Regions from separate parts of the Homo sapiens genome. Here region 1 is linked to region 2. Evidence: chromatin contacts called from ENCODE Hi-C or POLR2A ChIA-PET data. All regions are on one chromosome and are shown on one strand. Each heading gives the region's core, a stretch centred on a gene start or an enhancer-like site at or near the end of the contact. The rest is flanking DNA. Distances are from core to core; before and after follow the strand shown.

Region 1 (5,284 bases), core at 1,221-3,720, 120 kb after region 2:
TCTGATCAGCCACATTTTGACAGTGGAGACTCAGAGGCCTAGTTAGGAACACAGAAGGAAAAATGTTAAAGGCAGACCTTTATAACCAAAACAATCAACAGGTCTAAAAGCCAAAGAAACCAGTATTTCAGAATTGTTAACTTACTCCTAGATGTGTGTTAGGCATCGGGCTTATCTTAAAGAAGTGTCTTAGACCACAGAAACATAGACCCATGATATTTGGACCAAGCATAGGTTAAAACTAGGGGAGGGAGGCACGAATTACAAAAAAAAAAAAAAAAAGGTGATTCCATGTTAGAATCCCATGTTGAAAAGGTATTACACTTTATTGTAATACAGACAAGATTTCACTGTGTTGGCCAGACTGGTCTTGAACTCCTGACCTCGTGATCCTCCCACCTTGGCCTCCCAAAGTGCTGGGATTACAGGTGTGAGCCACTGCGTCTGGCCTAAAAAGCATATTTTAAAATTAGTCACATATGGAAGCTAAGTAGTGCATTTTGTGTTTCCGAACAGGACTTAAAACGTCAGTGCCATAAACACTGGTATGTATTCAGACACACTGGTCATATGTCATGAATTTGGTAGACATATTTGTAGGCAAATAATGTAGAGATAGAGTCACATATTTTAAACTAAACAACTCACTATGAACCATCATGATGGTTCACACCTACAATTCCAACACTTTGGAAGGCCAAGGTAGGAAGATCACTTGAGGTCAGGAATTCAAGACCGGCCTGGGCAAAAAAGCAAAACTCCTCTCTACAAAAAAATTTAAAAATTAGCCGGGTATGGTTGTACATCTCTGTAGTCTTAGCTACTCAGGAGGCTGATGTGGGAGGATTGCTTGAGCCCAGGAGTTTGAGGCTGCAGTGAGCTATGGATGTAACCCAGAAAGACCCTGTCTCTAAAAAAAATAAATATATACAATAAAATAAAAATAAATTAAAAATTTAAAAAGCCACTGTGATTCTTCTCTGTGATCATTCGTAAGTCATACACTATTTTGTGTGGGTGAAACATGTGATCTGTTAGTGGGTCTGAGAAAATCATATTTATTAAGCAAAAAAGTCAATATGTGCTTGTGTTTTGCTTATGAATTTACTCGAATAAAATGTCTGAAGGTCTTGAAACTTCTTAAAAGAAAATGGTTCTTACTTCATTTTGGTGTGTTTACATTAAGGGGAGCCATGTGACCTCTTATGAGAGTTACTGTCAAATTTCAAGTGCATGGGCATTGCCTGGAGGACTTGTTCAAACACAGATTGCTGGAAAGCCCAAGAATTTGCATTTGTAACAAGTTTACAGGTGATCATGATGCCGCTTTCCCTGGGTGACTCACTTTGAGAACCACTGTCTTGTGAGTTTAGAGATAAAGAATGGTTGAGGTCGTGTGCGATGGCTCATGCCTCTAGTCCTAGCACTTTGGGAGGCCAAAGCGGGTGGATCACCTGAGGTCAGGAGTTCGAGACCAGCCTGCCTAACATGATGAAACCCTGTCTCTACTAAAAATACAAAAATTAGCCAGGTGTGGTGGCGGGCGCCTGTAATCCCAGCTACTCAGGAGGCTGAGGCAGGAGAATCGCTTGAACCTAGAAGGCGGAGGTTGCAGGGAGCCAAGATTACACCGCTTCACTCCAACCTGGGCTATAGAGCAAAACTCCATCTCAAAAAAAAAAAAGAATGGGTTGGAAAAAATGTCTGCACATCAGTAAGCACAAAATAACCATTGATAAATAGCATTACAAGCATCCAGGATCCTAACAGGAGGGGAGAAAATCAGGCCACTTTAGAAACACTTTTATGACTGGCAGTTATCCAGTTTGCTACTAAGGTCAGGTCTAAAAGATTGTTAAGACTAGCCTGTTTCTGTATCCATGGGTATCAGCTGGGGAAGCCAAGTTCTGTCTTTGTGCTTGGCAGCCCTCCCCAATGCCATGTCTCTGCTGATGACATTGGAATTTCCTCCAAATTAAACAGCCTGACAGCAGCCATCTGTAAAGAAGGCAGCAAGGTTACGAGTGATCACTGGCTAGTGCCATTTCTGCTGCCAACCAGGCAGGCAAAGCTTCTGGCATGTTCTTGACCACCTCTGAGAAGAGTTGATGTTTCCTTTGGGGTATCATAGAGTTTCTGCCACCCAGCTCTGTTTCTCTGCCTCCTGGTGCCTGCCCCTAATTATTGCATAGTTGTCACTGATCCTGGTAACCTGACTGCTGGATTTTTGCTCCAGAAACCTACAGTAAAGGAGACCGTAGGCCACCAGAAGCCAGGAGGAAACATCAGGCTGCAGTCAAGGGCACTGCCTTCTCCCCTCCAGGCTGCTGGGCTTTGAGGGCAGAGAAATAAAAAGACTGAAAGGGATTAGAGGCCTGGAGTCCACAACAAAGCCCTGTAGTCATCCACCACCTTGCACAGCCTCTTCCTGCCATGCTTACAGGTGAAAAGTCTAGTTCATAGGACACATTGCTTTTCCAGAACCTTCCGCTGCCTTCCAGAGCCAGCATTCTTCCTGAAAACTCTCTCTTGCCAGTTGTTTGCCTTCAGAGTTACAGTTTAAAAACCAACACTTAAACTGATATCCTCTGAAGAAAAAAACAGATAACAAATTCATGAATCATAGTTATACTTAAATTTCCTCCGTCACAGAGAAACATGTTATTTTTAGAAAGTGGATCCCAAACCTAACTGATCAGAATCCCTTGGGGGAAATGTTTTTAAAAAATACCATTACCTGTGCACTGGCCCAGAAAATCCAGGGCCATTAGAGACTGCAAATGTCTGAGAATCTGTGTTTCCTAAAAGGCACAATGGTGATTCTGATGGGCAGCCATGTTTGAGAACCTCTGATTGAATTGTGCACAATTTTGATGGTGCTGCTGTTGCATTATAGGTAATTCAAAGAAGAGCTTCTTTTTTTTAAAAAAAAATAGTAATCTATAAATATAATAGTTTTCATCTGAATAGTGTTTTCTTGTTTTCAGAAGACCTTCATAACTTTTTTTTTTTTTTTTTTTTTTTGAGATGGAGTCTTGCTGTGTCACCCAGGCTGGAGTGCAGTGACGCAATCTCGGCTCACTGCAACCTCCGCCTCCCAGGTTCATGTGATTCTCCTGCCTCAGCCTCCTGATTAGCTGGGATTACAGACGTGTGCTCCTACGCCCAGCTAATTTTTTATATTTTTAGTAGAGATGGGGTTTATCCATGTTGTCCAGGCTGATCTCAAACTCCCAACCTCAGATGGTTCACCTGCCTCGGCCTCCCAAAGTGGTGGGATTACAGGCGTGAGCCACCACGCCTGGCCATAACTATTATCTTTGACAATTTTCCTGGGAGGTGGATGACAGGACCTGTTACTGACGCCAGTTTACATCTGAGATGCTGCAGTGGAGAGGAATTGGAACTAGAACCGACACTTACGGCTTCTTGTCTGGTGTACTCTCTGCTGTTCCATCTTCATTGCTTGTGTGCATGCGTGTGTGTGTGTGTGTGTGTGTGTGTGATGTGTTTATTTGACTCCTTGAATCTATGTTGTCTTGTTTTTCGTAAATGGATTAACGCCACTACCACGGATCATCAGGGAGATATGACGCTAGAGATAGATAAGCCAAATGGAGGTAGAAAATCCAAACTGAAAACAGGGAGAGAAGCTAAGATAGACCCAAGGAGTCTAACAACCCAAGTTCTAAACTAGAGAGAAGGCCACTGTTCATCTATTTCAGGGATGGGCAGTTATGGAAATAGTATGAACTCAGGCATCCCAAAGGCAGTGCAGTGTATGAGAGAAAGATGCTTGCATGCATACTCCCAGCAAAGCTCTCAGTGGGGCCCAAGATGCAGGGCATGGAGGGTAATAAAGATTAGCCAGGAAGGTGATAGGACAACAGATACTGAAAACATGGCAATGAAAAAACATCAGCATTCAGAGGTGAGAATTACCATTGCCAGAAGTTCTTGGGAAGTAAAACAAGTACAGAGCTATGGGTCAAGGATCTCACAGTTAGAGTACTAGTAGCAGTAGGGTGGACTTGAGTCTGTAGTTTGGGACCAGCTGCTAACTTAAAGCCTGGGAAGCTCGTGTTAGCCAGACATTACAGATACTTTTTATGTCACCTTGAACAAGCTTCACTATCCTTATATTTAAAATAAGGAGTAGGCCTATTAATAATCTGTATGTATTTCTTGCAGTAAGGAAATCTAATTTTGGGAAATGAATAGCAAGAACATAGCTTGGTGCAGTGAGTCAGTGAGAGGATTTACAAAAGGTGAACGTACACAGGACTCTTAATACTGATCCTGGGCTAGTCATGTCATTGCACATGACACCTGCTGTTGGAAGGAACAGGTTAAGCATTTAGTTGTGTGCAATGAACCTGTGAGCCCTGTGGGCTGGTCCCACTTATTTGAAATAGAACGATTGCAGTGCCTATGTGAGTCAGGGTACACCTGAATGTTTAGTTAGTGCTTTCCATTAACCCTTTTCAATTTTGCTTCTATGTTTTCTTTTCCTCCAGAAGGAAAATGAGCAGAAGGTGTGTCACATGCTCGCTTTTTATCTGCTGCGTAGTTCTTGTAGTGAAAGGATTGTCGATAAGTTCAGAAACCAAGACTACTGCTGCCTCCCCTTCATTCATTCAGTAGTCTTACAGCCTAAAGAAGACAAGAAAATTAAGGACTCTCAAGGCAAAAGGAAGTCAAATGAAATTGGGAAGTGGGTCTACAGTAAATGCAATATCTGTCGCTTTCTTTTAGAACTGCATAAACCACATGGAAATTTTCCGTGTATATTTGCTACCAAGGGATGCTATCATCTTTTTCTTTCCTTTTTTTTTTTTCTTTTTTTTTGGAGATGGAGTCTCGCTCTGTCACTCAGGCTGGAGTGCAGTGGCGCCATCTCCACTCACTACAACCTCCGCCTCCCGGGTTCAAGCGATTCTCCTGCCTCAGCCTCCCGAGTAGCTGAGATGACAGGCGCGTGCCACCACGCCCGGCTAATTTTTGTACTTTTAGTACAGACGAGGTTTCACCATGTTGGTCAGGCTGGTCTCTCGAACTCCTCACCTCGTGATCTGCCCGCCTTGGCCTCCCAAAGTGCTGGGATTACAGGCGTGAGCCACCACGCCGGGCCACTATCATCTTTTTAATTTAGGCACATAGTGCTCAGGAAAAGACAAGGATGATGGATGGTAATTAAGTAAATGAAGACAGCATTGGTCAGGAGGGCAGTATAAACAAAGTAAAATAGAAAGTCTCTTGTTCTATTTTTTTTAAATAATGATAA
Region 2 (5,388 bases), core at 891-3,390:
CAACAAGAGGGAGTCAGTTTTGATTTGGGAGAAAGGAGGAAGAAAGCTGTTTGATGGGCGAGAGGAGGCATGTATTGATTGCATTCCCGTTTTGCTTTCTGGGGCTGGCTGGTCATGTCACTCTTCATAGCTGCCTGGCTCTAGTGGTAGAAGAGAGTCTAATGAGAGACGCTACGGCTGTGTGCAGCTTGCACACAGCAACTCTTCAGCTCCAAGGAATCAGAGTGAGCTCCTGAGCTCCCTGGGATTCAGAGGTGCCTCAGCCCCAAATCTTTTTCCCCTGCATTTAGGCTAGAACAGGAAAGATGCTACTGGGAGAGAAGAGAATTCCTGACATCTTGCCTTTCTTGTCTGCTTTCTGCTTGGGTCTGTGGAGCAGCCACCTCTGGGCAGAGGTGCAGGAAGTGTGACAGAACAGGAAAGCTTTAAAGTCACTGTCTCCCTCCCTCCCATGCCCTAGGCTACCCTTGCTGGTCAGAACCTCCTGCTTACTCTGGTGGACAGACACCTGAGTTGCTGCTCTTGATGAAGTTTCTCCCACTTCTTCAAACCAGCAAGGCATAGGACCCCACTTGGCTTGGAAGACACGTGACGCTCTTGATCATTTCAGTCCCTTTTACATCCCCATAATATCACCGTGGCCTGTTAGATTGATTTGTGAGTAAGATTCCTTGCAAATAGCAAGATGATCGGAAGCCTCTATCTTTTCCGGGGGAGGTGCATATTTAAACAGACAGCCTAAGCTATTTATAGATTGTAATGTATTGTGTTACAGGGAAAAGGTGGAAGTCAACAGTAATGTTCTGTTCCCCATTTCCTATAGTTTCAAGCATATTTTCTTGCTAGTCCTAGAGACTTTAAACATTTAGAATCTCCAGTGATATCTATATTCTTTTGATGTACTTTGTGTAGAAACTCAAGCACGAGCAGGCTTCAGAGTCAGCTAACCAAAGAATCTTGGGGCTTTTGATCACTTTCCATTAGCACAAACAGTGATCTCTGCCCTGTTGTATATTGTTTGAAAGGACATTTGCTGTTTAATGAAGATAAACATGTTGCTGGGTTTTTAATATGTCTTCTCAACTCAGGAGCTGAAAAATGCATACATGAGATTAGTTCTGTTGGCGTAGAAGGGATTCTGCGTGCCCCAAACATTTTCCTAGCCGTTGGCTGAACTTTTGAAATGTGCTTTGCACTGCAAGAACAGATACTGAACAGATATTTTACTTAGAAAGCCTTCTGTTTCAATGGTGATTCCCAGGGGCCACTCAACCACATCTTACTAAATAATATTTGGTCAAAAGAGAAACGTGAGTGCAAGAAGGACACATGATCACAGCCACTAACAAATTCCTAGAAAGTGCTGCTTGTTGTCATTTCTGGTTAGGAGGTGATGGTGATGGCAGGTAGAGGGTCTAAGCCATTCTCCTGTCTCTCTTTTAAAGTACATTCTTCTGTTGCTGTAGCTCCTGGCATTGGCTGTCACCCTCACTTGCAGGAGGGAGGGAATGACTGTTTGTTGCTGTTGGTGTCTGAAAATCTGTGGGCAGAACTTTTAGAAAAAGCAGACCACAGAGCCTGCTATATATTTTGTTCAGCCCATTCTATTTCTCTTCACTTTTTAACCGATTGCGACAAAAAAAGGGGCCTGCCTTCTAAACTTGTCTTTATCTTTAAAAGAGAATACCTTTTATAAATGCTTAGAACTTGGAGATGCTGTTGTTTTTATTTAGTATTTGAAAAGCTAAGTATGCTGACACTGTCCTGGGAGTGCAGGCCCCTCATTGAGAGAGAACAGTAAACACAGCAATGACTTTGCTTTTAATTTGAAATGCGTTACTCTTCTTAGAGCTGAGGGGTGATTTGAGATGTTCCTGTTTTCACATTCAGCTATTTCCTGGTTCTGTGATCATAATAAATTCCATAGCTCCAAAACATTAGAGCAAATTGTGTCTTCTGTAGGAGTTATTTACGGATACTCAAACAAATGGTGCTTTCTGAGGAAGAAGAACTGTGTATGAAAACTATGTGGTAAAGCCTTTCATATCTGCCGTGGTGGCAGAACTTCTGAGGAGCTGGCTTTGAGGGTAATGATATCTTTATCACCCTGACGCTGAATGGAGGCGGGGAGGCCTTTGTGTGTTCTGTTGCCAACTAACACCTGGCTGCCTCAGGGCATCCTGCCTGGTAATTGAACCCATGAGTATGTACAAAGATTAGAGGGACCGTTTGAGGAGAAAGATGGGGGCTGGAGAGGCAAGGTTAGTCTTGCCATTATAAGCTTAGGTGCAGAAGGAAGCCAAGCTACCTGGAAGGCCACCTCGTGGCAAAGACACCCACTAAGGCAGGGCGGTGGCCTGGGACTGACCATCAATCACTTCCCGCTCATTCTCCTCAGAACTGAGGACTGTTGTCTTCAGTCTTCCCCAGCCTCGCTTATCTTCCTCCTGCTTCCTGAAGGAAATATCCTTTTGCAATGGGTGGACTATCAACTTGAATTTTTAGCAAGCAGGCTGGAGAAGTTTTTGGAAGTTTTGGAGACATGGCTGGTCTTGAATTCCTGGGCTCAAGCAATCCTCTCACTTTGGCTTCCCAAAGTGCTAGGATTACAGGTATGAGAAGTTTTTGGAGGTTTCGGACTTGTTGCTAGGTTGATTCTGAGGGAGAAAAGACCTCTGTTATTCAGAAGGTTGTGGACTTCTGAAGAATGGAAATCGGGCACCCTGAAGGAAACATATGTCAATCCTAGTCCTGGAGCTAGCATGGCTCAAGTTTATTCCCTTAAATGTCTATTGTGTTAAAACATAAAAAGAGTTTAGATATACTTCCACATCTTTGCAGTTGTTAGCTCTCTGGACATTTATAAAGGGAAAGGAAGAGTGAAGCAGAGCCCCATTAATTCCCATGCATGGTGTCTGCTGTTTGAATCCTGGAAATCAGGATGATTTTATTCACATGTTAATGCCCTCTAGTGGCTAGTGAGGTGCCCTCTAAGCAGGACTTTCCCCAGCTTCCACCCCTTCCTCTCCCTAACTAAATTAAGCACCCACTTTACAGTAGTTGAGTATGTGTCATATCAAGTCTGTATTTTCTTACTAAGATTCATCTACCACGTGGGAAAAAAAAAATCAAAAGCTTTGTTACAGTTCAAAGAACGTAGTGCTGTTGCTACATCAAGTGAGGATAAATCTTCCATCTGTAGCAATCTGTATTATAAGTCTACTGGATGTGACAGAAAACTCTTTAAAACTTTGATGCACATATTTTCACAGCCAACCGATTTCATTAAAGTGGGAGAAGTGTACTATTGGCAAGCAGTTTTTCTGCTGACTTCCCACCCTTAAATAGACAAGCTTTATAAAAAGACAAAATCTTCCCAGATCTATTTGGTTGGCCAAGGTGACATTTGTCTTCCTCCCTCAGAAGGTTGGTAAAATTAACCTTCTGCTTTCTGTATACCTTTACTGTATTTTTATTTCTATTTATTTATTTATTTATGAGACAGGGCCTCACTCTGTCACCCAGGCTGGAGTGCAGTGGTGCACTCACAGCTCATTGCAGCCTCAACCTCCTGGGGTTCAAGCAGTCCTCCCACCTTAGCCTCCCAAGTAGCTTGGGACTACAGGTGTGTGCCACCATGCCCAGCTAATTTTTGTATTTTTGGTAGAGATGGGGTTTCACTGTGCTCCTCTGGTTGGTCTTGAACTCCTGGACTCAAGTGATTCTCCCACCTCTGCCTCCCACAGTGCTAGGTATAAGCCACTGTGCCTGGCCCTAGTTTTATATAGGTAAAGCATTAGTCACTCACAATGATCTTTGAATGAGTTATGTAAGTTATGTTTGGTTTCTCCTACTTTGTTTTCCTAGTCAGTTCAACCAGTCAAGTATGAGATGAGTGGCTGCTGTGAGCTTGATCAAGTGGGTCGGAATCCCCTGGGAATATTGTTAAAATGCAGGTTCTGATCCTGTCGGTCTGAGATAGGGCCTGAGATGCTGCTGGTCCCAGGAAGACACTTTGAGGAACAAGTTGCTAGGTGATGCAGAAGACAGAAGCCATATTTGATTTTCAAAAATCCTATGATCTGAAAAGGAACTAGGAGAAGTATACAAATAAGTATGGCATAAGACAGAAGGTGATAAACTGTATATAAAAGTAAAAACACGCTTCAGAGGGTTAAAGATAGAAGTGATCACTTCTGATTGGGAAGATCAGGCCAATTTCCACAGAGAAGGTGATTTGGGAATGGGATTTTAGTTTGCAACAGGGATTGCGGGGAGGCGTGCGAGGGCCATTGAGACCAGAGACGCAGATTCTGGAAAGTGAAGAGTACGTTCTGGAACAAGGGGCCACCCGTATGCCTGTGATGGGGAAAAGTGGGAGATAACAGTTGGGAAGGTAAGTGGAAGCCATATTGTAGACTGTCAGACAGTCTGGGATGGAAACTCTGGACTTAATTCAGGAAGCGAAGAGGAACCAGCAACAAGAGATTTTGAAACGAGAAAGAAGATTGAAACTGCAGTTTAGAAAGATTCATCTGGCATGTATATGTAGGATAGACGGGAGTGGGGAGTGACAGCCCATTCCAAGAGAAGGAGTAGTAGATAGGACAGATAGCATGATTACTCTTAGCAATGGGGAAAATAGAGACTAGATGCGATACAGAGAGAGAAGGATCAGAAGGTGTCCAGGGGCTGTCAGAGTTTCAGTCCTGAATGGCTACAGAATTACCATAAATAGGACAGTCAGAATGAGCTATCGAATGCTTTTGAATGGAAAAATGACCTGAATGAGTGCACAAATGTCACCTCCAAGAGGCCTTCCTTGTCCATCCTATCTAACATAGTATGCCGGTCTTCTTACCCTGCTTTGCTATTTTCATGACACTTTTTACTGTGACATTAAAAGGATGGCAAGAAAAACAGGGAGGCCAGGTAAGAAACCTGTAGTTGACAGGATAGAAAATGACAGTGGCTTGGGCTTGAATGGTGGCAGTGGCATCAGAGAGAGGTAGCTGGGTTCAAGATACAGCCTGATAGTATCCAGTATATTCTCGTTGTGCATCCAGTCTCAGCTGTTTGTGTCTTGCAAAACTCTGTACCCATTAGACAATAAATTCCCCCTTCCCCCTTCCCCCTCCCTCCTGGTAATCACCATTCTACTTTCTGCCTCTATGAATTTGACTGCTCTAGGGACCTCCTATGAGTAGAATCACACAGGGTTTGTCCTTTTGTGACTTTTTGTTTAGCATAATGTCCTCAAGGTCATCCATGTTGTAACATGTGTCAGAATTTCTTTTTTTAAGGCTGATGAATATTCCACTCTTGTATATATCACATTTTGTTTATTCATTCATCTGTCCATAAACACTTGGGTTGTTTCCACCTTTT

Evidence for each region. A loop is a pair of places that touch in the nucleus more often than their neighbours do. ChIA-PET counts read pairs that join two places held with the same protein, here RNA polymerase II (POLR2A). Pooled maps may share reads with other maps.
Region 1: a pooled map shows a loop between it and region 2 (2.3-fold over the local background). The contact joins two enhancer-like sites. A Hi-C loop is called at or near these places in 4 of 168 maps with a recorded cell type or tissue (B cell, HepG2, IMR-90 and 1 more) and 5 of 50 pooled maps. POLR2A ChIA-PET finds 5 or more read pairs at or near these places in 5 of 52 experiments (B cell, BJ, H1 and 2 more).

What each region holds. Positions count from the first base shown.
Region 1 is chr6:16,388,902-16,394,185 of GRCh38, reverse strand. The region is part of intron 6 of ATXN1 (ataxin 1); the gene reads left to right. Among named protein-coding and RNA genes, the nearest start is that of GMPR, 150 kb to the right of the region's middle. Within about 2 kb of position 2,470, at least 5 of the 41 ENCODE cell types and tissues checked have a DNase peak (open chromatin) inside an H3K27ac peak, as active enhancers do.
Region 2 is chr6:16,508,848-16,514,235 of GRCh38, reverse strand. The region is part of intron 5 of ATXN1 (ataxin 1); the gene reads left to right. Among named protein-coding and RNA genes, the nearest start is that of ATXN1-AS1, 250 kb to the left of the region's middle. Within about 2 kb of position 2,140, at least 7 of the 41 ENCODE cell types and tissues checked have a DNase peak (open chromatin) inside an H3K27ac peak, as active enhancers do.